Regions from separate parts of the Homo sapiens genome. Here region 1 is linked to region 2. A link is an interaction called in ENCODE POLR2A ChIA-PET data of the cell type or tissue named here. Cell type or tissue: OCI-LY7. All regions are shown on one strand. Each heading gives the region's core, and the rest is flanking DNA. Links, peaks and the distances in the headings are about the cores only. Region 1 overlaps ABLIM1 (actin binding LIM protein 1). Region 2 holds the start of LOC101927692 (a long non-coding RNA gene).

Region 1 (15,594 bases), core at 5,659-13,658, 320 kb after region 2:
CACCTTGGTCAGCATGGTGCTCTTAAATTGCTTTTTTTTGTTTTTTTGGAGACAGAGTCTCACTGTGTTGCCCAGGCTGGCATGCAGTGGCACAATCTCAGCTCACTGCAGCCTCCGCCTCCCAGCTTCAAGCGATTCTTCTGCCTCGGCCTCCTGAGTAGCTGGGATTACAGGCGTGCGCCACCACGCCTAGCTAATTTTCGTATTTTTAGTAGAGACGGGGTTTCACCATGTTGACCAGGCTGGTCTCGAACTCTTGACCTCAAATGATCTGGCCGCCTGGGGCTCCCAAAGTGCTGGGATTACAGGCGTGAGCCACCGCGCCCGACCTTAAATCATTTTTGATGCCATCATTCTGTTCACTTTTCACAGCATTCTTGGGAAATGGGCTCAGTGAGGAGACCAAGTACAGAGGCCCTGGCTAAGTAACTGTCCAGGGGCTCACCACTAGGACATGGCAGTGCTGGACTAGACCCAGGCCCCCTCCTCCCCAGGAACGCTCCTTCATATGAGGGCCATGCGTTTCAGTATAAATATGTGTGAAGATAATTTTTAAAGCACACTTTTATTTTTCATCCCTTTTAGCCAGAAAATTGCATTCTTATTGACTCTTAGACCAAGAATGATCCTCAGTCATTTAGATCACAAAATTAAGAAATATTTACTTTTCCATAGAAATATTAAATGGTTATAAAAATTATAACACCCCTATGTTCCTAAATGGTGCTTTATTAAAAATGTAGATATACATTCTTTTCTGTTTTCAGTCTGCATTTGAAGTGTTTGACACCGTCAGGTGTTCTGGATTTAAATGATAAAAAGCATTATCCAAAAGGAATTAGTGACCCTGAACTTAAAAACATCTAATAGTCTCTCTCCCTTTTTCTTTTTACTAGACGTGTGCCTATAGTTTGTTCATATGAAATAGTCTTTATGCTTCAGATGCAAAGTGTAATGTACATAACAGTATATACTTAGTTTTTCAATCATATGAGCTTTTTGCCAACCTTAAAGATAAATCATTGGCTGCTTTGGGCACACTGCCTATTGGGCAGTCCTGCTCCACAGGGAGCAGTGTAAAAAAAAAAAAAGATATGTGGTGGAGATTTTGTACATTAAAGATATTGCTTTAAAAGCCTAGTGTATTTGGCTAAATGTGGATTCTCCAAGGAATTACGTCTTAGTTATTTTGAAAAACATGCATCCATTTACATGGAAGACCTCTCCAGCACTTAGAAATTTCTGAATGGGGGGAGCCTATGGCCATTGATAACACATCCAAGATATCTTTGAGATAAGTCAATGTCTTCCAGGGTTTTTTGTGGCCCTTCATTGACTTTTATCTTGGAGCTTGTCTTGGAACTTGAGGGAGTTTTTGTTTGTTTGTTTGTTTGTTTTGTTTTGTTTTTAATGGATGTGAGCTGGGAGCTTGACCTAAGGTAGGATGTCCATCTCAGAGGCAGGGGGCGCCCTTTGCCACTCTGGCAGCCAGAAGCCCAGCCTTCCATTGCCCAAGTCCACTTCCTGTTCCTTGTTTTTGCAGCATGTGACCCAGGCCTGGGGCCTCACTGAGCTGAGGACGCCTGCATGGTTGTAAAGCTGAGATGCACGGCACAGACTGTTTCTCTCCTTCACTGGCTTCCCCATTCATTTTCCATAACATCCATTGTTGGTTGGGTGTATTTTTATTTCTGTCCTCCAAACTTCCTTGTAGCCTCATTCTATCTTAGTATATCTTTGGGCCATTTGGACAACCTTATGCCTAGAGATTTGGAAAAACCATTTTCGCTTTGTTTCGGGCTTCGTTTGTAAAGTGTCTGCTAAGTTTCTCTTGCTTCCCCTTTGAAATACTGCTAGACATGACATTCTGTGTCCATGAAGTATAAATTGGATTTCTGAGCAGGAGGGTTACATATATTAAGTTTCTTTGAAAGGAATCTTTCCTCTTTTGCTATAAATATGAGTTGCCATGATGTAAATATATATTTGACACTTGCTGAAGGAAACCGTAACTCTTATTGACGCTTTAGACAAGAACCGGCAATCTTAAAACTGTCACAAAATTCTGGATGCTGCCAACTTATCTTAAGGTTCCCTCAAGATGTTCATTTATATTTGGGGATGTAAGCACTCTGAGTCCAGAAAGCTAGGCAGTGCTCCAACAGGTCCCCACAGCAGAATCGCACACCCCCATCTCTATTCGCTTGTCTTAGAATTAGTCACTCGGGCTCTCATGGTGCCAAAAAGAAGAATGAAAGTGGAGATGGGCATTTAAATGTGTTAAGTACAGTGAGAGTCCTGTGAGTGAATGCTCCCCTGAGGTCTAAAAAATTAGCTTACTAGGCTAACAGGAAAGGAGGTAAAAATGAAGGCCAAGAAATAGAAATAGAAACATAAATAGAAATATAGTAGCTTGTCACTACAATAGATGAGAACACTAACAACTTAGGGTAGCCCAATCTGAGGACTTAAAGGAACAAAATAGCTATGAGTGTGATATATATATATATATGTACTATTGTATTATGTGCGCACACACACACACACACACACAGAGTAGTTTTGTTTTTTGTTTTGAGGCAGAATCTCACTTTGTTGCCCCAGCTGGAGTGCAGTGGTGCAATTTCGGCTCACTGCAATCTCCACCTCCCGGGTTCAAGCAATTCTCCTGCCATAGCCTCCTGAGTAGCTGGGATTACAGATGCCTGCCACCAACACCTGGCTAATTTCTGTATTTTTAGAAGAGACAGGGTTTCACCATGTTGGCCAGGCTGGTCTCAAACTCCTGACCTCAAATAATTCACCCGCCTCAGCCTCCCAAAGTGCTGGGATTTCAGGCATAAGCCATCATGCCCATGCCCGGCCTATTATTTTTAAACAGTATCTTATTCAGGGTTGATAGATGATGACAACGATGATGATGAAAATAATGATATCTTCCAAATATGATATTTCATCTGGTGTGTCACACATTACTTTGTTTAAGTAAGGAACTATGCACAGATGGCCTCTTAGGGCCCCCATAAGTTATTTCCTGCCAGGGTTGGGTTCAAAGTTATATCATTTAAATAGGGTATTGGCCAGGTGCAGTATCTCACGCCTGTAATCCCAGCATTTTGGGAGGCCAAGGCGCCACAGATCACTTGAGGTCAGGAGTTTGAGATCAGCCTGGCCAACATGATGAAACCCCGTCTCTACTAAAAACACAAAAACTAGCTGGATGTGGTGGCGCATGTCTGTAATCCCAGCTACTTGGGAGGCTGAGGCAGGAGAATCGCTTGAACCTGGGAGGCGGAGGTTACAATGAGCCGAGACTGCACCACTGCACTACAGCCTGGGCAACAGAGCAAGACTCTGTCTCAAAAAAAAATAAAAATAAAAATAAATACAGATAAGGTGTTTAATTTAGAAAAGGGAAAGAGGCCTCTTCCTGAGAATTTTCCTTTTTCTTTTAAAAATGCCCAAAATTTGTCATGCCTTTGGTATTTCAAGGGCTAAGAATTTGGTACCTAGCAACATTATGTATTCCAAGAACTTATTCCCCGATGAGCGGTTGTGATATGTGAAAAGCACATTCTGCAGAATTGCTGAGATGGGTGTGTTATTGGGTCTCTCTTTACCTGATTTTTAAAAATGCTTTGTGGGAAGTTTTAAATGATTATAGTTACATCTGCTTACAAAATTTGAACAAAGTAGTGTTTTTTTTTTTTTTTTAAAAAAAAAACAACTAGAGAGGTGAATGTTTGCTGAAGACATCCAGCCTAATATAGAACCACACCCAACTGGTGACAGCATTCAGCCAGAATCCAGTCCTTGGGAATTCAGACAGCTACTCCATAACCTTTGAGAGGCTTTGACCATATTCAAGAAGTGAGGGGCTTCTACAGGCACTGGCCAACACAGGGTCTTGTTGATAGAAATATTTTAATCCCTGGACAAATGTCTAATTCTAATAACCTTAAAGTTTGTGTCCTGCATATGCAGATATTTTTGTGTGTGCGTGACACTGGCTAATAATGATAAAAACTGATTTAATGGGGGTTCATTTGATTGTGTATTATAACCAAAACCTACGAGAACTTTCCTGGAAACATCTGATTTTCTGCAAGGACAGTGGAGGTCTATGTGAAAGAACAAAAGCATGGGGCAGGGGGGTTCAGAAGCAGTAGTAAAAGTTGAGACCCATTATACCTTCTTTCGAGAAAAGACCGTAAGAATGATTCTGTTTTTCAGTTATGGATTACTCTTGTTAATTTCTAATGTTCATAGGATTAAATCATTTTTCTTCAGTGAAACATTTATATTGGAGTTGTCAAAGATTAGCTGTAATGGGAAACTTATAAAAGGGGTGTTGTTGTGAGCCCAGTGCTGTACACAGGTCTTTACTTATCATCATCATTTACTTGGAAACTGTGACTTAAGTGAATTGAAATATTAAAAAAACTAGTTTTTCCCCTCATCAGTGTTCTAGGTTGAAATAAACGACGTTCTTCAAGGACCTGCTATATGTTGTTTTGCTTAAAGTTGCAGTTTCCAGCCGGGTGCGGTGGCTCACGCCTGTAATCCTAGCACTTTGGGAGGCCGAGGCGGGTGGATCACGAGGTCAGGAGATTGAGACCATCCTGGCTAACATGGTGAAACCCCGTCTCTACTAAAAAAATTCAAAAAATTAGCCGGGCGCGGTGGCGGGCGCCTGTAGTCCCAGCTACTCAGGAGGGTGAGGCGGGAGAATGGCGTGAACCCAGGAGGCGGAGCTTGCAGTGAGCCAAGATCGCGCCACTGCACTCCAGCCTGGGCGACAGAGCGAGACTCCGTCTCAAAAAAAAAAAAAAAAAAGTTGCAGTTTCCTGTAACCTGTTGATATTAAGTGAGGACTTATTGCACTAGCATCTGGCTTCCTTTAATTTAGAGAAAATTGATGGTGAATCTTGCCATGGTGCTTGCTAAATTAGGCCAATAAATAGCTGTGGAGGTAATTAATTGGCCTCCTTCAATCATTCATTCACAGACATTTATTAAGCACTTACTCCTGGCCAGGCGATACCCTGAGCACTGATGATGACAAATGAGACCAAGTTTTAATTCAGCAACAGGTTTAAAACACTATTTCCTTCTAAATGCAAATTATAATCTTCCTTCCCCTGTTTTCCTCTGTGTTTTTTATACTCATTTTTTCCCGATAGGAACTAGTTACTTCTCTTTAGGAGAGGGATAAATGAGATAACATTTTTATAAATTAGCTTTTTAATAGATCAATAGTTTGGGATGATATTTCATAATTTTTAGGAACTAATATATGACTTAAATAATAAAGTCAACATTATAACATATTTGGGTCTGGATGCTAAACCAGCTCTTGAGAAGAAAAGACAAAAGTTTCAGAACACCAATAACCAAAAGCCAGAAATCTAAATTTGACTCAGTAATAGACACAGATCCCATATTTGGAATATCTTACTGCCCATTTAGTGTAGATCTGTACTCTGGTTACTTAAAAATGTACATGCTGAGACATTAAAATTCTCTTAAATGTATATTCAAACGGTAACAATTGACATCTTTCACACTTGACTGGATAGATTTAGAAAAATTTGACCTGAAGCAACTGGCCAGACCTCTATTTTCTGATGATCTATGATTTATTTAAAATTATTAGTGTTAATAGATAAATAAATTGGACTTTATCAAAAATTTTAAACTTTTGTGCTTCAAAGAATTCCACCAAAAAAGTGAAAAGACAACCTACAGACTGGGAGAAAATATTTGCAAGTTCATATTATTTCTGACAAGAGACTTGTATCCAGAATATATAAAGAGCTCTTACAACTCAGCAGTAAAAGTCATTACCCCTACTAATTTATTGAGCTTTAATAGTCCTGCATCTTCTGGTGTCTTCTTGAGACAAGATGTTTGCCCAGACATAGGGTAGGAGGACAATTTAGGCCAGTTACAAATCTCTTTCTAATTTTGCACAAGCTGAATTAGTTTATCTTGGCCATTCTCCTGGTCAGAAGGGAGTGATGGTGGCTATGGTGGCACTTAAAGCTTTTGCAGCCACCCCTTTGCTCTCTTTTCTGCCCTGGTCCCTCTTCTCTCCTCCAAGAGCACCATGCCTTCCAGACAAGGTGGCCAGTCCTGTTGCTCCTCCAGTCTGCACCCTTCCACACCCTCCTTTCTCATGACATTCCAGCTGTCTGGAATATGGGCTTCCCACCCTCCCATTCACCTACCCTCTCACCTGGTGAGCTTACTCTTTGATGCCCAGCTCAAACCTAGCTTGAAGAATTGGTGTCACCTTCATCTGAGTCTCATAGCATTTTTCTTATACCTCAGAGTAAACAATTGCATGTCATTATATGGCATTTAAGTTTGTCTCCTTAGATAGCCTCTAAGTCCCTTGAGGGCAGGGACTATATCTCATTCATCTATTTGTCCTCAGTAGTACTCAGTGCCCAGCCATAGTAGGTGTTCAATAAATATTTCAATGATTGAATCATTGGCCTGGGTTGAGCCTCATCTTTGAAGTGAAAGATGGGGAGAGGTATAAATGGTCGTGAAATACCTGGCTGACACGCGTCTGACTCTATTTTATATATTTCAAAGTGAGGAAAACAGAAACATATGCAAACACGCTGCAATTGAAGGCACTTTGTATTCCTAAGGGGAAGGACTTGGTGACCACACGGGTTCCCAGACTTAACCTTCAGATCGGAGAAACCTCTGCTAATTGCCAGCTGCTGCCATCATGCTTGAGAGTGATTTGTATTTGGGTTTGCCTAGCCCGCTCCTTTACACGCTTGGGATTTAACCACCTGACAACTGATCCTGAATCATGAGCAAGCAGCTTTCCATCGCTCCCAATCTCCCCTCCATCTAATCAGTTTGCTGCGAGCTCACAGCTTTCAATGCATGCCATTGGAATGACGCACCTGACCGCTAGCTGCTTCTAACCCAGCTCCACCTGAGTTCAAATCTCTGCAACGGAAAACTAAACCTGATATCACCTTTGCAAGTCAAGTTGATAAATTGAGTTTGTTTCTTTTGTTTCTCCTTTTTGATGAACCTCCTTCCAGTCTGTTGTTTTGAATTTTTATTACACTTGCTTTGTTTTCTTTGTTTCTCTCTCCCTTCTCTCATTTTGTTTTTTCCATTCTTCTCATTGGAGGCAATGAGCCGTCCAGCGGCCGGAACTCCCCTCTCCCTTACCGGCCAGACAGCCGCCCTCTAACTCCAACTTACGCTCAGGCCCCTAAACATTTCCATGTTCCAGGTAGGAGCTGACACAGTCTGTGTCTTGGTGTCCTGTCACAGTGTAGAATGTAGCCTTGTAACCTCGTCTTGTCTCATCTCTCATGCTCTTTTAATTGGGATGCACAGTTAACAAACCCTAAATTGCAGGATCTGACCTAGGGGGCCTTTCAAAAGTTTTATGTGTTAAATGCCAGGATTATGTTGAAGGTTTATGTTTTCTAAAATAATTTTTGAAGAGTGTGGGTGATGGGTAAAAGCAGTTGGGTTGTTTTGTTTTGTTTTTTACTAAAATTTTAATTGTACCTTTTTATCATTGCCTTCTGAGATATCTTTCTGTGGTTTGCTGTCATTGACTAATTATGGCAATGGCAATCTAGTTATCTTCTCATCCTAAAGACTGAACCACAGTATCACCTGAGAGAATACTTTTATATTTCCTGTTTTTCTCTAATGTGGAGACTTTCTCCAAGGACTTTTCAGAGAGATGTAGAATTGGGTGAATTGGTTGGTCTTTCTGCAGCGCATAACAGACTAGCCATCTCCATAGCCCGTGAAGATATCTTGCAATTTAGGCTTGGTGCTGCAAGCTTTGCTCTAGTAGTCACAAGCATTTGCTGTCATAATGCAAATAGTAATTTGACATCAGAAACTGAAATAATCAGAGCCCATTAATATAATATCTTAATGTTTAGAATCAGCTCACTTTGTAAGGACAGGATTAGCCATCAGAGGTAATAATACTATATTTCTACCAGCAGTATATTGTTTTTTGCTTTGTTTAGCTACTGAAAGTAGTTTAATAAATTACCCACTATATTAATGTAAGTGTACATATTTAGAATCTATAATCATTTTTTTCTTTTGCTTCTAAACTTACCTAATAAAACAGAGGAAAGTTCACTGAGATTTATATCACTTAGTTGGGACTGTCCTTTCTAAAAAAGTTTAATTGAATCTTGAAAATTAATGTTCTATATCTGGGATTTTTCACATAAAAATGCCCCACCAAGATACAGTGCCCACGGTTCTGGGGAAACAGAAACCTTTTGAAATTTCCTGAGTATTTATAGTTAAAGCAAAATGGTTCCATAATCCAAGGGGGTCTTGTATAAATATATACATAGTGTTTAGCATCTCTTTTCTTTTTCATTCATTCTTTTTTTAAAAAATTTGGCCTGTATAAATTAGGATTTGTTGAACATCCCATCAGCACACCAGGCTAGCCTTGCACATAAAAAGTTTCTGTTTTTTTTAAAAAAACTTTTGATTTTTCTACATTGCTTTCCACTGTTCCACTCATTAGTTGAAAAGTAAATTGAGCCACTGGTATCTACTGGGGGCTCAATTTCTAGACAATAGCAATTTGGGCATTTTCCCCAAGCTGGTTATGTCTTTCTCACCATAAGAGTACCTCCACTGCTTGCGTTTCTTCCTGTTTTAATCCCACTTTCAATGAAGTGTGTATTTGAAATAAATGGCTCATGAGTTAATCACATCTTTATATATCCTAAGATGTATTACAAAGGCTTCCATAACACTTGTCTATAGTAAGCCACTCATTTCTATAATTTTTCTTTCAATAAACTCAATCTTTGTAATACAGAAATTAACCTTCTGGGTTGTTTTTGTTCAAGATCTTCAGTTTGATTTGCCCCTTGGTTGATCTGTTTTTCCCATCGCTGAACTGGTTCCCATAATCACACACCTTTGCTTTTCATTTCCACAGATCAAGGAATCAACATTTACCGAAAGCCACCCATCTACAAACAGCATGGTAAAACCCGCTTTCCTCCGCGTAGCTTTTAAATAGCAAAGTCAGCTGAACTTCTCCTTGCTGTCCTCTGAAAGGCTTTTCCTGCTGCTGCTTTTGAGAGTAAAACTGGGGCATCCAGCATATTATGCCTTTCTGGTCTACTAAGATGTAAATATTGTAAAATTGATTCTCCTGGATGGAGAGACTTAGCTTGATTAGAAAGCTTCTAACCTGTTGCTGAGCCCATCAAACCATGTATCATTCTGTTCCTAGAGAAGGGGAAGTACTGGTCACACAGCAACTCACAAACATCCTAGCAAGTCTTTTTTCTTTTTGCCATCAAATATAGTCACCCTTTAAAATAATTTTGATGAGACTAATTTAAACTGGTGAAAAACCAGCCACCTAGAAAAACTAATTTGACTGAGCCTACATCAACTTGGCTGTCCAGGTCTCCAGTTTCTTATTGGGCATGAAGATGTGTGCACAGTGGAGTGGACAGGATACAGGCTAACACAGAGGTCAAGGCTCTGCTCCCACTTTCTCCCTAAATGGCTCTGTGACGTCATTTCTCTGTGCTTCAGTTTTCTCTTCTGTAAAAACCAGTTAGTTAGATCAGTTTGTCTCTGAACTTCCTGCAAACTAAGAATCACTAACGTGGATGTATAATTCTGTTTTCCTTTTTTTAACTCAGGAACTCACATGACTTTATGTAAATCACATTTTCCTCCACCATTATTAAGTCTCTGTAGATATATCGACCATAAATCTTTGTGAAAAGATATCTAAAGCTGGTCTTCAGGCGTTTTCAGAAAATTCTACACAGATTGTGCCTGGAAATTTGAAGGCTGCCTTTAGAATTCAGCTGACATTCATGAGTCCTTAAGAATTAGGATAACATGAGGCCAGGTGCAGTGGCTCACACCTGTAATCCCAGCACTGTGGGAGGCCGAGGCAGGTGGATCATTTGAGGTCAGGAGTTCAAGACCAGCCCAACCAATGTAGCGAAACCCTGTCTCCTCTATTAAAAATACCAAAAAAGTTAGCTGGGCGTGGTGGCGCACACCTGTAATCTCAGCCACATGGGAGGCTGAGGCAGGAGAATCACTTGAATTCAGGAGGCAGAGATTGCAGTGAGCTGAGATCACACCACTGCACTCCAGCTTGGGCGACAGAATGAGACTCTGTCGCCAAAAAAAAAAAAAAAAAGAAAGAAAGAAAGAAGAATTAGGACGATGTGAAAATCAAAATCAAATAACATTGAAAATGCGTAAGGAAAAAAATTTTAGACCAAAATCAGGAAGACAAAGAGAAATGTATGTATCGTAATGGTTCTAGAGCTATGATTTTTTTTCTCATCTTTTTTTTTTGAGGTTTTAAACCATACGCTTGCTTTTTAAGTTTGTTAACATTGTTTTTGTTTTTTTTTTTTTATGGTTTATTGTCTTTCCACACACTCATTAACATGTGAATGTTTAACTACTGACTTCACCAATTCTAATGCGTAAGTACTGTTTGAAGTCATCCTTTTGTTGTTAATTTAAGAATAAAATTCTCAGCATTTGATTTGTCAACTTACAGGCTTTAAAAAATACTATCTTTAGGTCCTCCTCTCTGAACAAAAATAATCAAATAATTAAAATTTAAGGAGATTGGATAATGTTAGATTATTTGTTTGGAAGGAATTAGTTGACTTCTTTTCATAATATTTACTTTGACTGAAGTCTTTCAGGCTGTTATAATTAATTAAAAATAGCCCAGCCAGAGCAGCGCTTTCCAAAGGATGTTTTTGCAAAACAGCCATTCCATGCCAAAGAAATAGTTGTTATGCCCAAAACTGGTGTCTGTGCCCTGATGCGTTTGAGAAAGGCTAGATTTAAATCAAGTCACATTTGTTCTTCATAATGCAGAACTTCTGAGAACTTCTTATATGCTAACATGTTTTGTCCATCTTTAAGAAGGGGATTTCCTATGTAGTGTTTTCCAAGCTGAAATGGTTTTCTCATGAGGTTAGAGATTCAGAGGAACACTGTTTCATGCCTGGCCAAGACTTTACCTCCTAAACTGGGCACAGTGGCCCACACCCATAGTCTCAGCTACTTGGGAGGCTGAAATGAGAGACCTGCTTGAGTGCAGGAGTTAGAATCCAGCCTGCACAACATAGCAAGACCCTATCTCCAAGGAAGGGAAAAAAGACTACCCCTTTGTATTGGGTGACCTTGGTTGAGTTATTTAAGCAAATTGAGACCCAGAAGGTTACCCGAAAAATGGAGGACTTAGAGCTGAAGATTCAAAAGGTTATTTCCAGATTTTAAAATATGTAAGCCCAGAAGAAAAAAGTTATTTAAGGCATTATAAATACATTTTGAAATATTTAGTGACATCCCTGGCCGATTTGCAAAATTAGCCAGAATCAGGGACTGTCCATTTAACCTGGTTTGTTTTGCTCCATCTCTGTAGGTTAGATCTGGGGCTCTAAGCTGTGACTCCTCCTCTAAGCATAGCCAATAAGAACTTTGTGAACTAATATTGCTGCTAGTTTGGCTTTTGTTGTTTTAAAGTTGGATAACTCACTTGTGTGCACAGACCTTTGAACAAAACAATGAGTGGAAACGGCAAACATAAGTTTCAATGCCAAATTCCTGCAAGCTGAAAGTGGATTTTCCAATTTCCATTTCTCCTAGGACTCAAGGACACATGTATTTAGTATATAAGGATTAGAATGAAGTGGACCAGACAGGGTGTGGTGGCCCATGCCTGTAATCCCAGCACTTTGGGAGGCCATGGTGGGCGAATCACCTGAGGTCAGGAGTTCGAGACCAACCTGGCCAGGAGAAACCCTGTCTCTACTAAAAATGCAAAAATCAGCTGGGCATGGTGGTGCATGCCTTTAATCCCACCTACTTGGGAGGCTGAGGCAGGAGAATCCCTTGAACCTGGGAGACAGAGGTTGCAGTGAGCCAAGATTGTACCACTGCACTCCAGCCTGGGCGACAGAGTGAGACTCTGTCTCAAATAATAATAATAATAATAATAATAAAAGAATGATCTGGACCAACATATTTGTGGCTTCTTGCCCAAAGATGCAAAGCCCGCCAACCCTCTAATGATTAACAACTACAGTCAAGTGATAGCGTCATGCTTTCAACTTAGCTCTTTAATTTTAGATTACTAATTACTCTAGGAGAGTGTTGTCCACTGGAACTTTCTATAAGGATGGAAATGTTCTATATCTGCACTGGCCAGGACAGTAGGCACTAATCACATGTGACTACTGAGCAGTTGAAATATGGCTAGTGAAACTGAGGAGCAGAATTTTAATTGTATTAATTTTTTTTGTTTAAATAGCCTCATCTAGCTAGTGCTGGGCAGCACTCTAGAATAGGGTTTTTCAGATGTAGAACACATGTAGAATGAAGCTTTGCTTCTGACGTAAAGTAAGGAAAATGAGTTGACTTGTCAATAGGTACCTCTGAGTGACTGGGCCATGGATAATGGTAATAAACAGAACTTTCTGGAACTGAAACTTTTGCCAGAGAACAAGAAAACTATGTAAGTGGGGTTGTACCGCCATTGTCTTACAGACCAATAGCTAAGCAACCCCTGATTCCCATCTAGATGCAGCTGCCTTGGCAGCCCAGAGCAAGTCCTCAGAAGATATCATCAAGTTTTCCAAGTTCCCAGCAGCCCAGGCACCAGACCCCAGCGAGACACCAAAGATTGAGACGGACCACTGGCCTGGTCCCCCCTCATTTGCTGTCGTAGGTATGCAACTGTCACGGCTAAGTCAAAGGGACAAACTGCTAGGAGAGCTCAAGATGACATGCTTAAAAACATGAAAGAAAATGTATCCTATTATGAAGATTTTAAAGAAAAGTATGACCAAGAGGTAGCATAGTGAAAAGAACTAACGTGGTATTAACTTGTTGTACAAAACGCTTAAAAGTTACAAAAACACATCCACCAGAGTCTTGTTCTAACCAAACCCACTGGGATCCAGAACTGGTCTAAAACCAATGGTTTGCATGGACTCTCAGAGTTAATACTGCAGAATCAGTAACTCTGTTGAACATAGTTGAGTGAAAGCCTTATGGCAAGAACATTGTTCTATATAATTAGAGTCTAGTGGGTGAATTTACCGAATGTTTGTAGAAGCATGACTTCTTTCAGTTAAATTTGTTTTAGACTATTTCTGGGTTGTAGTTATAATTCTTAACAACCAATCTTAACACTGAAGCACTTTCATTTTTCTTGTAAGATCATGTTGTCCATCATGCAAAAGGGCTATTGCAGAGTAGTAGGTGTTCTGAAATATTACTTCTGTGAAGTTATGTGATTTTACATCTACCATTTTCATGAATTCTGTGCTAAAATGTCATATTTCAGCTGTTTCATTCTTTGCTCCATGCTTTCCAATTATGTCTGTGTCTTTACTATATTATCAGTAGTGAACCTACTCGGCCTAAAAAGAAGTATTAGCAAACCCAGAAGCTAATACTGAAAATTTAGCGAGTCAGCTTTACAAAGACACGATCTTATCACATTTCTGTTAACAACCTAAAAGGCCTTCAATTTTCCAAAATGTCCTAATCTTCATTGTGCTATTTTTAATAAGTTATTTTTGGAATATCTTTCACAAGCAATACAAGTGGATTTTAAATCAATTGATACTTATAGAAAGAGTTTAAGGAAAAATCTACCTCCTAAGTTCATTATTCACAAGTGTTGTGTACATTATATTAATGAAATTTATCTAGTCCTTGCAAACTTGTGCCTATTGATTTTCATTAGTGTAAACTAAAGAGAGAAACTTCACACTGACATTTATAATTGTAAGAACTAAGAACCAACCATCAGCTTTTCTATGCCAATCCATGCCCTTCAGGAAGTTCTTGAGGCCTTGAGGTTGCTAGTTTAGTAAATTGCTTACTGGGACATTAAAGCAGCTACATTTTGGAAAGAGGGAGAATTAAGTTTTTGTTGTTGAATTTATTATCACTAAGTAGTTTAAAGCTCTTTTAGATTCCAAAAGGAGGAAAAATTTCAGGTCCATTAATCAAAATGCTGAAAACTAAGACTATTAGTTAAAGTTTATTTTGATTAGATTAGCAAACTTTCCTGTTTCCTCCCACAGCCAGATTAATCCAAGCAATTTAGGAAAACAATAATTATCTTAACCTCTCAACCATTCAGACAGATTCCTCCTTTCCTTTCCCTGTCTCCCCTTTCCAGAAAGCTAAAAAATTGAACACAATTTACTATATTGTTCCAAAGTAAAATTGTACCTGTATTAATGCTTTTGATTTACCTATTAGTATAAAACTCTTTTGTGACCATTTTTCAAAGGATGAGAAAAAGAAAACCTTAGAGACCCATTTCTCGAAAGAAATAGTAAAAGTATGCTTTTTATTGAATTTACTAAGAGTAGAAGACAGAGTGATAGTATTATGAAATTCTAAATATTCAGAAAAAGAGAAAACTACAAGGTTTAAACGCATGTCACAAAACAATGACTATCTTACCTATCTGTTGGTATGTAGATAAATTTGCATTTCTTTCTATTTGAAAATTGAGGCTGGGCGTGGTGGCTCACGCCTGTAATCCCAGCATTTTTGGAGGCCAAGGCAGGAGGATTAGTTGAGCCCTGGAGTTTGAGATCAGCCTGGGCAATATAGTGAGACCATGTCTCTATAAAAAATATTTAAAAATCAGTAGGGTATGGTGGCATACACCTGTGGTCGCAGCTACCCAGGTGGGTGAGGTGGGAGGATTGCTTGAGCCTGGAGGTCGAGGCTGCACTGAGCCATGATTGCATCACTGTACTCCAGCCTGGGCAACAGAGTGAAACCTTGTCTCAAAAAAGAAAGGAAAAAGGAAATTCACTTCAAAGACATCAAAATAACAACTGGAGATGCCCTTCCATTTACTAAAGTGATCTCTGACCAGTGAACTTAGACTAAGTTGCAAACCCAGTTCTAATGGAGCAGGGAGGCCTAAATTCAGGCCTTCCTTGCATTGCACGTTGACCTGGCTTGTCACACAGGGCCATTTTCTTGAGAAACCAGCCAGTAGTGCTGAGTTGGTGGCAGGCATTTTTGTTTTCTCTTGTATTGTTTACTTAAAAGTGTTAAAGACCGTTGCTGACCTTGCCAGCCTAACAAACTGAACACAGATGGACTAGCCCGTTAAGATTCCCTTGTCTTGGGGCTGATGTGAGAAGTTGTCTTTGCTGTGGAATTAGGACCTGACATGAAACGCAGATCTAGTGGCAGAGAGGAAGATGATGAGGAACTTCTGAGACGTCGGCAGCTTCAAGAAGAGCAATTAATGAAGGTTTGTCCTTAAACTACCTTGCTGCTGTCTTCAATGCTAGTTACATAAGATCTATATTTTTTGAATGACTACTATGTATAAACCATCTAGATAGGCAAGAGGTGGTCCCAGTCTTCAAGGGGCTTGAAATCTGGCAGGCAAGGCAAGACAGGTGTCTGTTAATAGTAACTAGAATATGGCAGAATACCTGCTGGGCTCTAGAGGAGATGGCATTGGTGCTGGAGGTCAGAGGGGTGTGGAAGGTTTGGGTTGTTGTG
Region 2 (15,594 bases), core at 4,800-12,799:
GAGAACGTGACTGTATTATAAAAATCCATTTTATTTTTTTTTTGAGACTAAGTCTTGCTCTATTGCCCAGGCTGGAGTGCAGTGGCACAGTCTAGGCTCACTGCAACCTCTGCCTCCTGGGTTCAGGCGATTCTCCTGCCTCAGCCTCCCGAGTAGCTGCGGCTACAGGCACGTGCCACCACACCCGGCTAATTTTTGTATTTTTAGTAGAGATGAGGTTTCACCAAGTTGGGCAGGCTGGTCTCAAACCCCTGACCTTGTGATCTGCCTGCCTCAGCCTCCCAAAGTGCTGGGATTACAGGCATGAGCCACCACGCCCGGCCCAAAACTACGTTTTTTAACAAAGGAAAAAATATGCTTTACCTTCAAAGGTACAACAGTAAGGGCAGCTGCAGTCTTTTTAACAGAAATTATGAAAAAATAAATGGAATGACACATCTTCAAACTGCTGAAAAAAAAAAAAAGAAAAAGATGTCGCTAATGATTTTACCCACACCAAAAATGGGTTTGTTGTCCACCATCTCATGCTCAGGACTATTTGTGGGTCCTCTGCAACACTCTTCAGTATCCTGAGATGTCTTCCTCATACCCCTCTATATTGTAGGATTGCAGGCTTCACAGTTCTGTGGTGTCAAGATCACCTATGCCACGTTATGTCCACTGTAGCTTTATACTCCTTTAAAGTGACCTTTAGTTTTATTCACTGGCTTTAATCTGCAATCAAATCAAAATGTTAATGTAATCCCATCAGGAGTTTGGCATTCCATTGACTATTAGCAACAGCCCTCTGCCTATATATTAGGAACATAATTTGTATTAGATGCTTCTTTTCTGATTTTTTTGGGTAAAATAGTGTTGATGTCCTAGTGGTTAGAAAAATGTTTCATGCCTTACAAATGTTAGATTTGGAGTTCAGTCACAAATGATATATCCTGCTTGTCACTTAAGAATTTAAATGAAGCAGTTCAATAATATAAGAATCAGTGCCATCACTAGGTTGTAGGTTCCATTCACTATGATTTGATGTATCTAAATGACTGAGAAGGCTTGTAAAACGTGTGTCTTCAATAATCCCATAGATTCATCTGCAGAACACTGAGAACTTACTGTGGCTAATGTGCTCTTCCTGGTCTATCTATGGTATTCAGAATGATAATCCAGTCATTTTCTAAAATATGCCTCACCTCTCTCTTGGAACTAAAGAGACACCATCCAGCAACAGAGGAATAATCCTTGATGATTAGGATAAACCAGTTGCATCTCCTGATCCCTCAAATATTCCATTGAACTCCCACATATCTAATTCTCAAACTGCTCAAATACCCTATTGATATGGTTTGGTTCTGTGTCCCCACCCAAATCTCATCTCGAATTGTAATCCCCACGTGTGGAGGGAGGGACCTGTAATCCCCACATTTTGAGGGAGGGAGGTGATTGGATCATGGGGGCGGTTTCCCCATGCTGTTCATGTGATAGTGAGTTCTCATGAGATCTGATGGTTTTATAAGTGTCTGGCATTTCCCCTGCTTGCATTTTTCCCTCTCCTGCCACCATGTGAAGAGGGTCTTTGCTTCCTCTTCACCTTCCTCCATGATTGTAAGTCTCCTGAGGCCTCCCCAGTCATCCAAAATGTGAGTCAATTAAACCTGTTTCCTTTATAAACTACCCAGACTCAGGTAGTATCGTTATAGCAGTGTGAGAACGGACAATACACCTGTGTTTTTTGTTTTGTTTCAGGAAACTAGTTCCTGGCATGGGCATCTTTGGACATCTAGTACTTTTTTTCCCCTGGCTTCTGCTAGGGACTAGAATTCATTCTTATCTCCGCCTTGGTTCCCTTGTACTGATTTCCTTTATGACAGAGCCTACATCTAAAATATTTAACATCTCTGCTCTGCTCTACCAAATGCTGCCCCTAGCCCTCATGTCTAGGTTAGAGGTCCTTCCAAGTTTCACATTCTGCCCTGGCTTTGGACTAGATTACTTATTACTCTGTTTAACTCTGTCTCTTGTTTTTCAGTCCAACTTTTTTCTCAGTTGTAGGAGCCCTACCAATGGGCAGCTTTCAAATATTTGTTCATTTTACCTATCCTCGTGGAACTTCACCCGGTATATGTGCAGCTTAGGAATCAGTAAGGTCTCAAGAACACTCTTCTGTAGATTCCTGTAGCTCTTTCTCCACATAGTTTCCTCTGGGCACTTATCCCACAACTTCCATCCACCATGGCCTCTCGGGACCATGCTTGTTTTCTCCTAAACTCAGTGAGACCACTGAGCTCTGTCTGGGTTTCTCCTCCCTCCACCTGTAGCCTGGGAGTTTCCTCTAGTCAGAAGCCATGGCATTCATAGGACTCACTTTATTTGCTTCTGTTTTCTCAAGAACCACTGTCCTGGGCTGCCTGTTGTCCAATAACTAAAAATAGTTGTTTCATGTATTTTTTTCAGTTTTGTTGTTTGATTTGGGAAGACAAGTCTAATTATTACTTCATCATGGCCAAAAGCAGAATTCCAGTTTATAATCTCATTTAAATCTCTCTTCTAACTGTAGTTAAGGGTGTCTTTCTAATACTCTTTATTTATTCTTTCTTTTTTTTCTTAGTTTCACTAAAGGTCATTCATTTTGTTAATTCTTTTCAAAGAACCACATTTTATCCTAGTTCTTCATTTCAAATGTATTGATATTTAGTTGGATTTATTTCTATGTAAACAAATTTCTTTTTTCCTCATTCTTGCTTCTATCTCATACTTTTTAATGGTGGTCATTTTACTCTACATAAATATATTTATATATTTACATATATATTTATATATAAATGATACAGAAATTTTATTAGTGGTACACTCAATATCTGTCTTAAAATATCTATCTTGCCCTCATTTTTGAAAGATATTTTTGCTGTTCATGCAATTTTTTTGTTTTGTTTGTTTGTTTTTGAGACGGAGTCTCTCTCTGTAGCCCAGGCTGGAGTGCAGTGGCGCAATCTCAGCTCACTGCATCCTCCGCCTTCTGAGTTCAAGCTATTCTCCTGCCTCAGCCTCCTGAGTAGCTGGGATTACAGGCATGCACCACCATGTCCAGCTAATTTTTAAATTTTTAGTAGAGACAGGGTTTCACCGTGTTGGCTGGGCTGGTTTTGAACTCCTGACCTCAAGTGATCCACCCACCTTGGCCTCCCAAAGTGCTGAGATTACAGACATGAGCCACCGCGCCTGGCCTATTCGTGAAATTTTAAATGAACAATTATAGGCTAATCAGAATTCTGTTGTCTCATGGCTTTTATCCTTTCCCTTGAGTCTGTTATCAATCTGTTTTGTTCCTAGGCTATGTCCTTTCTCTTTGACTGCTTTTTAGATCTTATCTTTGTTTTTAGTGTTGTTCAGTTTCAATATCAGTGTGTCTAGGTCTAGATTTCTTTTTATTCATCCAACCTGGTATATATTGTATTTCCTTTATTGATATATGTATTTTATAATATTCTTAGTTGTTTTTCCTTCAAATGTAGTCTTTTCTCCATTTTAAAATTGTTTCTTAGGACTCCTATTATTTATAAATTAGATCTTCTTATCCTATTGTCAATATATCTTAACCTCTATTTTGCATTATTCATCTCCCAATATTTTGGAGCTGTATTTCTAGTGGCTTTTTAATATCTACTTTCCAATTCACTAAATCTTTGGTTCTGTTTGTCTGTTTTATCTATCCAATGAGTTTTAAAATTTCTATAGTTGATAGTTGTTATTTCTATTTGGTTCTTTTTGAAATTTACTTGGTCATTTTTGATAGTCTGGTGTTGGCTTAGTTTTGTGATGTGTATCTTTTGTTATTTTTTTGTTACTTTATATATATTTTATCTCTTGTTTTATATGTATTATCTGGGAATTATAATACCCAAACTACTTAGTATCTATTTGTTGTTTCTGCTGACTCTCACTCAGCATGGCTTCTTTTCCTGTGTATTTTGGCATCTTTTATTATGACCTCATGTTTGCTTGATCTTTATTTGTGGAATCCTTGGGGTCTACACTGATGAAGGTTTTTGTGTTTTTTTGAGACAGGGTCTCACTCTGTCACCCAGGCTGGAGTGCAGTGATGCAATCATAGCTCACCGCAGCCTCAATCTCCTGGGCTCCAGTGATCCTCCCACCTCAGACTCCCAAATAGCTGGGACTACAGGCACAAGCCACCACACCTGGCTAATTTAAATTTTTTTTTTTTGGTAGAGTTAGGGTTTTGCCATGTTGTCCAGGCTGGTCTCAAACTCCTGGGCTCACATGATTCTTCCACCTTGGCCTCCCATAGTGCTGGGATTACAGGCATGAGCCACTGTTGGATGCTTTTACTAAAAAAGAAGTATTTAAAAAGAATTTTAGTTTGCTTCTCTCGGGAGCCAGGGATATGACTAATCTGAGGTCATTTTATCCCCCTTTAGTGGCCTGGCTTAATGAAGACTCTCAGGCTTAGCTTCTCCACCTTGTATACTGCTTTTCTAACTTGTTTGCCAGGACTTCCTCATTGCCTATTACATAGTAGGTATTATAAAGGTATTTGATTAAAAACCATTGAGTAGTTCAGTGTGCCTTTAAGCTTGAAGTTATGCAGAAAGAAGAATTATTCTCATGCTACTCATGAGAAGCTTAGGTTCAGAATGAGAAGTGATGATGAGTTGGCAGCTGAAAAGCTGTGGGAGTAAGACTCAATATTCAATTATTTAAAAAATCAATAAAGAAAAAATGTTAATAATGTACATTACCTTTCCTTCCATTAGAAATTAAAAGAGCATTTTTGGCAAGAGTCAAATAGGAACCTCTTTTTTTCAAACACAGACTGGAATGTGTTTCATCCCTTTGGTCTATATAAATTTTTCCTCTGGTTTCAACCAATAGATTGTACTTTATTTCCTGACTTTAAAAAGTGGCATTTACTATGTCTCCTAAAATTCCTTGCACTTTACAATTTGCTTTTACAATGATTTCTAAAGTATTCTCAGTTATTTCAGATGAGACATTTGTTAGGAGATTCAAGCCATTAACAAACTTGGTTGCTGTATGATTGGAAGAATTGGTTTCAGATTTCTGAGATTATAGAAAGAGATTCTGAGATGATGTGAGTGGCCCTAAAATGTCATTTCCATATATCACAACTCCAAAATGTAAGAAAATCACATATATTTTAAAATATATACTTAACCTGAAGAAGACTAAAGCTAAATACATAGGGAAACCTCTTTTTAGCTAAAGATGACCTTTGATAGCAAACTTACCATTTTGCAACCTGCCAGTCAGGCAGGCACGGAGTACTTGCTATGTGCCTAACAGTATTGGGAAAGGTGCCTTATTTGAGACTTACATCTAGGAGTGAATTTTATAATCATCTGTGTAGTCTATTACAAGCATCTTAAGGACAAGAGTAAGATCTGTTCATTATTAGGAATTTGCCACTGTATCTGTAATTCTGCTATGAGGTTATAAGAACCAGAACTATTGTGGCAGTTAGAGAAAAAGACTAGATATTACTTAAAAGAATAGGCCGGGTGCGGTGGCTCATGCCTGTAATCCCAGCACTGTGGGAAGCCGAGGCGGGCAGTTTGCCTGAGGCCTGGAGTTCGAGACCAGCCTGGCCAACATGGTAAAACCCCGTCTCTACTAAAAATACAAAAATTAGCCAGGTGTGGTGGCACGTGCCTGTGATCCCAGCTACTCAGGAGGCTGAGGCATGAGAATCACTTGAGCACGGGAGGTGGAGGTTGCAGTAAGCCAAGAGGTGTCACTGCACTCCAACCTGGGTGATAGAGCGAGACTCTGTCTCAAATAAATAAATAAATATTAAAAAGAAGGCACACAGTTCTGGGACCTCTCTATCTTACTAGTATGATATCTGATATAACATATGTTCTGTATACTTCCAGAACAAATTCAATTCGACAAGACTGGCCAAGTCCCTGATTTCAAGGAGATTTGGGGAGATAGAAAAGACTTACAACAAAACCATTAAACAGCAGCAGAAAGCAGTGTGTTAAGTAAAAACAGGTGATTCTGAAAGTAAATGCCACAGAAGTTGATTGAACGAGATCACTGTGGGTTAAGGTAGAAGGAGAACCTTTCATAAGATGTTATATGAGTTAACTTGGGTGGGGAGGAGGACACTGGGGAAGAAAAATGAGAATGAGTAAAGGCAGGGAGACAGGAAACATATTATCTTGTTGAGAAACAGAGGGAAAAATAGTCTGTCTACAGTAAAATGTTTGAGTAGGGAGTAGCTAGAGATGGCACTGGCAAGGTAGGAAAGCACAGATTATGAAGGACCTTAAAATTTCAGTGGACTCTAAGCTTTGTGTGGGCATAGATCATGTCTATCTTGTTCACCATTGTAACCCTAGTATCTACCCTAGAGACTGGTACATAATATGTGTTCAATAAAATTTTGCTGGATGAATTAATTGCTTGGATGAAGACAGTTTGAAATGTTCAGTCTGTATCTGGAGATCAGTGAGGACCCACTAATAACCTCATAGTAGAACATGAACTAGTCATGTTATAAATAGAAAAATTATTCTCAAGGTAATGGGCAAAATAAACCTGGGGGGTGGGTGGTAGGGAGGCAGTGGAGGCTGGAGGCTGAATGTAGGCAGGGCAACCAGGCTATTCCTGTGATCATGCTTTAGGTGAGAAAGGTTAAGAGTGGAATGAGGATAGTGGGAGAGGAGAGTTGTTTTGAGATTGAAGCAACTGAATTGTGATTCACTGGCAAGTTTTCTGCCTAAAAGACAGTGAAAGGGATGTTGTCAAGATGGATAAATAATGAGTTGATTTTTGTAGTTGGCATTTGAATCTGAGAATTTCTATTCCCATTACAAATCTTTTTTCTAGTATTTCCTTTCCCACATGATCATTTGGTTGGGTTTTTTTCAACAATGCTCAATTATCCATCAATTATTTTTTCTGAAAGAATTACGTTCACCTATTTTTTAATATTTCTGAATTGTCAGAACTATTATACAATTCCATACAATTCCCATCACATCAGGATGGATTTGGGCAGTGCCAACATAGAAAACAACTAGAACATCTCTTTCTTTTCTTTCTTTCTTTCTTCCCTTCTCTTTCTTTCTTCCTTCCTTCCTTTCTTTTCTCCTTCCCTTCCTTCCTTCTCTCTCTTCCTTCCCTTTCTTTCTTTCTCTTTCTTTCTTTCTTTCTTTCTTTCTTTCTTTCTTTCTTTCTTTCTTTCTTTCTTTCCTTCTTTTCTTTCTTTCTTTCTTTTCTTTCTTTCTTGTCTGTCTCTTTCTCTCTTTCTTTCTTTTTCTTTCTTTCTTATCTCGATGGAGTCTTGCTCTGTCACCCAGGCTGGAGTGCAGTGCCGTGATCTCGGCTCACTGCATCCTCCACCTCAAGCGATTCTCATACCTCAACCTCCCGAGTAGCTGGGATTACAAGCACCGGTCACCAAGGCCTGCTAATTTGCTTTTTTTTTTTTTTTTTTTTTTTTCATTGAAGACAGTGTTTCACCATGTTGGCCAAGCTGGTTTTGAACTCCTGACCTCAAGTGATCCGTCCACCTCAGCCTCCCAAAGTGCTGGGATTACATGAGTGAGCCACCACACCCGGCCATAGAACATCTGTTTTGAGAGTGCACAGAGGAAGAGAGGACAGGGCGTGAGAGTGGAATCCCACCTTTTTAGTTAGAATTTCTAGATCTGGTGGCTTTTTATTATGTTGCTTATTAGCATCAAGCGCTAGTTGATAAACCTCCAGGGCACTAAGAGGTTTTTGTTGTATTTTCTCCTTTTTATCCTGACATATAGAAAAAGGGGATTTGTTCAGAGTGGTCACCAGCCCGGCCCAGCCCCGACTCTTCAGAGTTGATGCAGTAAATCAAGTGTATGCACAGACCTCCCTTGAGTGTCTGTTGGCTCAAGACCGGGTGCTGGGTGGGGGGACCCTGACGCCCCCCGCTGACTCGAGGGTCGCTGGAGGAAAAGTCCCGCCCCATCCCACCCCGCCCATAGGCTTTCCGAGAGCCTGGCCGACTCGGAGGGGCTGGTGGGTCGGTCCCCGCGTGTGGACTGCGGGCTGAGCCCCCTCAGGCGACCGTGGTCTTCGCTCTCCTGTCAAGGGCATCACTTAGGGGAAGGAACGAACGGCCCTTTCTTGCTTTCTCTCTCTGGGACCAGAGAGCTGGAGAGCCATTCGGAGCACCCACGTTATTTTTCTTCTTATTAAGAAGACGGGCGGGGAGAGGGGAGGACGCAGACCCTCGTTCCTCGGGGACAGAGCCCCGCCCGGCGCCGCGGCAGAGCGGCTGCTGGACCCGGGTGGGCCCCGGCGGCTCGGGGCGGGGGAGGCGCGCCCCGCCCAGCGCGGCCGCGGGTGTCAGCGCTGCCGCGCCCGGCGGGTCCCTGCGGCCGCTGCGTCCCCGCCCGTCGGCCTTGCTGCGCGGAGCGGGCGGCCAGGTGTCCTGCGGGCGGCGTCCCCGCACCGGGAGCCGGAGGGGGCCGGGGCCGGGCGGGCGCTCCGGGGCTGCCTTCTTCCCCGCGCCCTGCGGGGCTGTCCAACGCCTTCCAGCTCCGGCTCCCGCTGCCTGCACCATGTCCGCCAGAGGTGAGTGGGGACCAGGTGGGCACCGTCCACTGACCCCGGCGGGCCGAACAGGTGCGGGAGGGCGGGGGGGCTGCGACAGCCGCGCCGGCCCCAGCCCGGCCTGAAACTTTGGCAGCGGATCCCCGGGCTCGGGGCTGCCGGGGGCCGGGGGCAGGGGAAGGAAGCCCTCGCCCTTGACCTTGATCCCCGGATGTGGGCGAGCCTAAGGGCCAAAGTCGGCGCCCCGCTCACCTGTGCCCGCCGCGCGTCTGGGCTGGGAGGCGTGGGGGATGGGCTCGCGCTGGCTGCCCTGCCGGGAGCTGTGGAAGGGCTGGCCAGGAGGGAGGAAGAGGTATTTTTTCCTCCTTTCTAGTTACCATTTTGCAGCTCGGCTATGGAAGAAATCCAGGGCTTGAGGCAGCACGATTTAAAGCTGCAGTGCTTACACCCCATTAAAAAAAAAAAAAGTAAATTCCCCACCTGTACTCCCCTCTGCATGAATCTCCCCTTCCACTCCCCACCCATTTTCTTTCTGGAGTAAAACAATTACTGCAGGTGAAATGGGTGGAAGAAAAAAAAATCAGAATTGCTTTTCAGGCAAGAATAAAGGGAATGTATTTCTTGCCATCTGGAGCCAGCGACGATGCTGGGGAGAGTGGGTTAGTCATAGCTCAGTGGCTGCTAGTATGAGTGAAATATTAAAGAGATCAAGTCATTCTGCAGCTTGCGAGCAATTAAAATGAAGTGAATTGGTTGCTTTGCCGTAAGCATTTAAAGAAAATATTGATTATTTTTAGAAAGTGTATTTGCAAAGCAGTAAGTGCCACCCCTTTTGATACCCTGAAGGCAACCTGTAAGAGGAGTTGCGGAGTTGTTTTTTTATTTTTTATTTTAAACTCCGAAGCTTTAATCCTGCTTTTTGGAAGGAGTTTAGGAATTTGATAACGTGTTGGATAATTAAGCGCTGCTTTTCAGAGTTCATCCTGGGGCATATAATGAATAGAGTAATCTCTATCCAGAGTGTTTTAATTCCTTTTCAAGCACTCTGATCTTTGTTGATGATTGCTTTGGCGATATGGTTGGTTGGATCTGTACCTAGAAATGGGGTGGAAAGGACTTGGTGGAATGACAGAATTTATATTGTAGATACCAGGATGCAGAGGTGACATAGGGCTCTGAGATACTACCTGCCTATTCATGCCTAATTATTCACGTATATTAGAGAACGAAAAAAGAGCATGGAACAGATAACACCATAAGGGACTTGGTGTGTATATGGATGGAGTCATAACAATCTCTGAACTATGTTCTTAGACTGAGGCTTTGAGTGCTGACCGCTGTCCTAAGTACCACAAGGAACATATGGAGAATATCTCTTATAAGTTGTAAATCTCTCTGAGGTCAGAGTCCACTTCTGATTCAGCTTTACAGCACCCAAACCTGTTAGTGCAGAACCTTGCACACTGTAGGGGCCAAGTAACTATGTGGAATCTCGGTATGCCCTAGGAAGCATCAAGTTTGTTAGGCCGTCACACAATTTCATTTAGTCTCTGGCCCCTCCTATTCCAGGGTCTCGGGTTTATCTGAGGATGTGAAATGAAGATGGCCCCAGAGATTCTAAGGGGCTCTAAGCCCTGGAATGGGACTGAGTTCTCAAACATTTCTTCTTCAACCCAGTTTCAAGCAGGATGGTTTGGAGTCAGCTATAGACATTTCATTCAGTTGTCTTATTTCCCCTTCAAACTTCATGTTGGTCATCTTGCATTTAACAGTTTGAAGTCTGACTAATCTTGTAGAGGGAAAAATATCTATAATAATAAATATCAGTTATTGTATGTTTATTAGGTGTCAGGTACTTTACATGTGTTACATTATTTAATCCTCACAATGACTCAATCAAGTAGCTATTGTTATTACCTCCCCATTTTACAGATGAAGGAATTGAGGTTTTGAGAGATTATAAAATTTGCCTGAGCTAAGCTTGGTAAATGGCAGATCCTGATTTCTACCCAAATCTGTCTGATTCTGATCACATCCACTTTGTTTTACTACTTCTGTTATTAGTCCTTCAAATATTGTAATAGACATCACAATCATTGATTTGCTAAGAAGAGAGAGAGAATGGCTTAGACATGGCATTGAAAGGAAATAGCCTTGATAAGTAACTTGGAATTTCCAATACATTTAGAAACATCTTGGTAGGCATTTGGTAATGACAAAGTGTGGAAAACAAGGCCGCTGATACTAGATGTTGTTAATTTGATATTCCTAGTTTTTTCTTCCTATTTCAGTGTTGAGAACCAGAATTTCCTAGACATTACCAAAGACTGAGGATTTTACGTATCTTTTTATGCAGCACTTTTATTTATGTGAATTTGAAAAAAAATTCTAAAAGATTAGTAGAGTGCTTAGTAGTTACGGAGTTGAGTTTGTCTAGAAATGTGTATATTTTTGTCATTAATTTTTTAAAAGATTTCAAAACTGTGGGCTTCACTATGGTGTTTCAATTCAGTCATCTGCTCTTGTCTGTACTCCTGAAAGGGGAAATAAGCTTATAGGACCAGAAGCTTAATGTGTCTACTTAAGTACCTAACTTATCAATAGGAAGTCCTTTAGATCCTTGAAAAGATAAATGCTCTTGATTTTTAAAATGATCTCTACTTATTTCTAATATCTAGGCTTGTAGATTATGGTAGGAATAATAGAATATTTTTTTTTTTTATAGTTGAAAATGGCCGGGCGCAGTGGCTCACACCTGTATGTAATCCTGTCACTTTGGGAGGCTGAGGTGGGTGGAACATGAGGTTAGGAGTTTGAGACCAGCCTGGCCAATATGGTGAAACCCCATCTCTACTAAAAATACAAAAATTAGCTGGGCATGGTGGCGCATGCCTGTAGTCCCAGCTACTCGAGAGACTGAGGCAGGAGAATAGCTTGAACCCAGGGGGCAGAGGTTGCAGTGAGCCGAGATTGTGCCAGACAGAGCGAGACTCCATCTCCAAAAAAAAGAAAAGAAAAGAAAAGAAAAAAGTAGAAAACAGCCCCCCTTAAGGGGGCACACAATGGAGACAGGGGCTGGGGCTGCTTACCTCAGTCCCATTTGCTTGACTTACTTGTCCTTGTGTCTCAGGTGTGCTCTCTGCCTGCTTGTGAGGTTCCCCTGTTCAAGCCTTTGGTGGGATCATGTGTTTGGGGGCCTTGTGGGAGGTCAGCTGCACTGGAGTGCTGCCCATGGCCTGCGCAGGACATTTCCCAGCAAGGGCCAGAGGAGTTACTGTGTTTTCAGTCTGAATTGAATGTCAGAGCCAGCCAGCAGGGCTTCATCCTCTTGGGGAGAACACTGCTTAGCAGATTAGGTCCTGGATAACTTGCTTGTATTTTTTTAAATTAAATGTCCCTGGTTGGTTTAAAAAAAGGAAAAGAAAACAATGAAATCAATTGGCCGGGTGCGGTGGCTCACGCCTGTAATCCCAGCACGTTGGGAGGCTGAGGCGGATGGATCACTTGAGGCCAGGAGTTTAAGACCAGCCTGGCCAACATGGTGAAACCCCATCACTCTTAAAAATACAAAAATTAGCCGGGCATGGTGGCACACGCCTGTAATCCCAGCTACTCGGGAGGCTGAGGCATGAGAATCGCTGATATTGCGACTTTGCACTCCAGCTTGGGTGACAGACTGAGACTCTATCTCAAAAAAACAAACAAACAAATAAATCAATTTAATCTCATAAGAAAAGCAACTTTATTTTTAAAATTTTAAGAGAAAAGTATTAAAATCCAGTTCTCTATTCAAGCTAACAATTAAAAGCATTCTTTAATTTTATGATAGAGCAAGCTAAGACATTCCCATCTTGTGGTATTTTAGGATACTCTCATCAAAGACTTGTAACTTGGTGTTGTATTTTTCCACTAGAGACCAAAACGGATCCATTATATTTTGATTTTTGAATTACCAGCTAGAGGAAATTATAACACTTGGAATAGAGTTTCCATACCTGGGGAGAATTGTCTAGGCAACCTTTTAAAAATATAGATTCCCAGGCCTCATTCCAGATCTAATGGTTTCTAAACACTAAAGATAGAGTCCCAAAACATGTGAAAAGTGATTCTAAGGACCACTAGATTACAGTGGTGTCCCATTATGGCAGGATCATAAGAGTCAACTGGAGTGTTTATCAAAGGTACTGATACAAAGCCTCTTCTTCAGAGCTACTAAATCAGAATATTCAGGTTAGGCCTGGGCATCTGCATTTTTAATAAGCCCCAGTTATTTCTTATGTACAGGCAGACTTGGGAGCCATTGAATTAGAGCTTATTTTCTCTAATGCCGGGTCTGGATCATCCTGCAAGCTTTCAAAAAAGTTATTTTTAAGTTATAAAAGTAATATATTAAAATCAGGTTGGGTGCAGTGGCTCATGCCTCTGATCCCAGCACTTTGGGAGGCCAAGGCAGCATGAGGTCAGGGGTTCAAGACCCACCTGGCCAACATGGTGAAACCCCGTCTCTACTAAAAAAAAAGTACAAAACTTAGGTGGGCATGGCGTTGTGCACCTGTAGTCCCAGCTACTCGGGGGCTGAGGCAGGAGAATTGCTTGAACCTGGGATGTGGAGGTTGCAGTGAGCCAAGATCATGTCACTGCACTCCAGCCTGGTCAACAGTCTCAAAAAAAAATCACTATCAATGTATTAATACAACAAAACTATGTTAACATACCTATATAATACATTAAAATATTAAATTATAAATTAATACAGTATGTTTAAATTCAAACAGGCTGGAATTATACAAAGTTAAAAATGAAAATCTCCTATTTTCTCCCTTCCTATCAAAACCTCAGAATTAATGGCAAACAGTGCATCCCATAAACCCTTCCAGACAATTTTCTATCTGGTTAGCTTTCGGTCCAATTCAATAAATAGTAAATACATACACCATGCAAGACACATGCAGAAAACAAACACTTTACAAAGAAGCAATCACTCAGTGAAACTGCTGGCTTTTCAGAAGCTTGAGTCATGAGGAAAAAGGCCCAGGTGTGTGTGGATAGATTCCATTGCACTGGCAGGGAAATAACTCATGTGTGCTGTCGAAATCTTAGACCAGTTTTGCTAACGTTGTTTTCGGAACTTCCACAAAACTGGAAGCAACCTAACTGCTCATCCATTGGGGGAATGAGTGACCAGATTGTGGCGCATACATGTGGACTATTACACAGTTATTGGAAAGAGTGAGTGAGACCCATATGCACTGGTCTGGAGGGATGGCCATGATACATTGTTAAGTGAAAAGAGTGTGTTTTAGAATAAAATCTATGTCATAAATGACCCTAGTTTTGTAAATTGAGAAAAATCCCTATGTGTGCATATGTGTGTGTTCCACAAGCAGAGAAAAAATCATAGAACAGTACATAACAAGCATTTAGCAGTGGCTACCTCAAAGGTAAGGGTGAGGAGGGAAGGTGGTTGGCTTTTCTTTGGCTATATCTTTATGTTGTTTGGTAGTAAGTAAGAACAGCTTTAATAGATTGAGAGAAAAATCCAATAAAGGAAAAATGTCCACTTAATCCCTACTCATTCATTTCACTTATTGGAGTCAGGGACATAGATTTTTATTGATTTATCTGATGAACATTTATTGAATAATTGTTACATGCCAGCAATTAGTTAATAGGGCTCAGTATGTACCCTCAAGGAGCTCACAGTTTTATGGGGAAGACAAATACACACATATTTATAAAAGGATATCCTGGCCGGGCACAGTGGCTCACGCCTGTAATCCCAGCACTTTGGGAGTCTGAGGCAGGTGGATCACAAGGTCAGGAGATTGAGACCATCCTGGCCAACACAGTGAAACCCCATCTCTACTAAAAAATAAAAAAAATTAGCTGGGCGTGGTGGCGGGCGCCTGTAGTCTCAGCTATGTGGGAGGCTGAGGCAGAAGAATGGTGTGAACCTGGGAGGTGCAGCTTGCAGTGAGCAGAGATGCGCCACTGCCCTCCAGCCTGGGCGACAAAGTGAGACTCCATCTCAAAAAAAAAGGATATCCTGAGTGGAGAAAGAGAGAGCGAGTGAGAGAGAGAGAGAGAGAGAGAGAGAGCATATGGGATAGAGTGAGAATTATGGTAATACCAAAGAGTGGCATTGAGTTAGCTGTGGGCATGACAACCATATCAGGTGAGGCTTCTTAAAGAAAGTAGAGTTGTTTTCTTGAAGAATGAGTTGGACTTAGCCAGGTAAAAAAGAATAGGATGGAGGGAAGGCCTTTCCAAGGAAAAGGGCATGAAAAGAAGTGGCATGGTGAGTACTGAACCTAGGAAGCCTGTTGCTGCCAGATGACATATTTTTCAGGGAGAGGAGAACCAGATCTCAGTGGAGTTGGGAGATGGAGAGGGCACTTTGGGGAAAGGCTGAGGATGTAGGGTTTTTCACTGACAAGGGCTTGCAGTTCCAGAGCACAGTGGAAGGTTGTCAGTGGTGAGAGATGTGCAGTGGGAAGGAAGAAACAGGGCAGAAAGGGATGAGAAGGGAGAGGAGGGCTCTGTTCTTCCCATGGCTGAGACTGCAGAAATGAGAGAGATGGTTGCGCATGACAAGTTTGAAATGTCCTAACTTTGGCATGAGGAATTTGGTTGCAGACTGAGCCGAGAGCCTGGGCAGTAGCAAGCTGGGGCAGAGAGGTGATAGGGGCTGCCATCTGCTTCCTCGAGTAGCAGCAAAGCTGTCTGCTAAGCATGGCTTGTTCATGGGGTTGGGGCCAAGGTTAGAATGTGGGCGGAGGGACAATAGGAATCAGAACCACACTTTTTTTTTTTTTGCCGATTTCTTGAGCTTTGATGCCTATAGCAGAGCCTAAAATGTATCTGCTAGTTGATAAATGGGAGACTTCTTCATTTCATCTTTCTTCTCTCTTACTTCTGCCCACCACTCTGGGCCTCTTGTCCCAAGCATCACTCTAGCTTTATCGGTTTCTTTCATGGTGATGTTGTAAAGATTAGTGCACTAAGAGTTCTTATTTGGTG

Evidence for each region. Peaks named below come from ENCODE experiments on the same cell type or tissue, not always from the same donor. Only the 100,000 strongest peaks of a DNase experiment are listed, where the experiment ranks them.
Region 1: POLR2A ChIA-PET joins it to region 2 with 12 read pairs; 2 of 35 experiments call an interaction of 5 or more read pairs at or near these places.

What each region holds. Positions count from the first base shown.
Region 1 is chr10:114,445,055-114,460,648 of GRCh38, reverse strand. It overlaps ABLIM1 (actin binding LIM protein 1), which reads left to right. Exons shown (of 23, transcript NM_002313.7): 13 at 7,166-7,270; 14 at 8,978-9,025; 15 at 12,629-12,769; 16 at 15,246-15,337. Among named protein-coding and RNA genes, the nearest start is that of AFAP1L2, 48 kb to the right of the region's middle. RefSeq lists an enhancer at 208-709. In OCI-LY7, for the core only: no CTCF peak of the experiment used is centred there; no DNase peak of the experiment used is centred there.
Region 2 is chr10:114,761,062-114,776,655 of GRCh38, reverse strand. LOC101927692 (a long non-coding RNA gene) reads right to left here and starts at 11,868. Exons shown (of 3, transcript NR_120628.1): 1 at 11,664-11,868; 2 at 495-714. It also overlaps a transcript of ABLIM1 not described here. In OCI-LY7, for the core only: no CTCF peak of the experiment used is centred there; no DNase peak of the experiment used is centred there.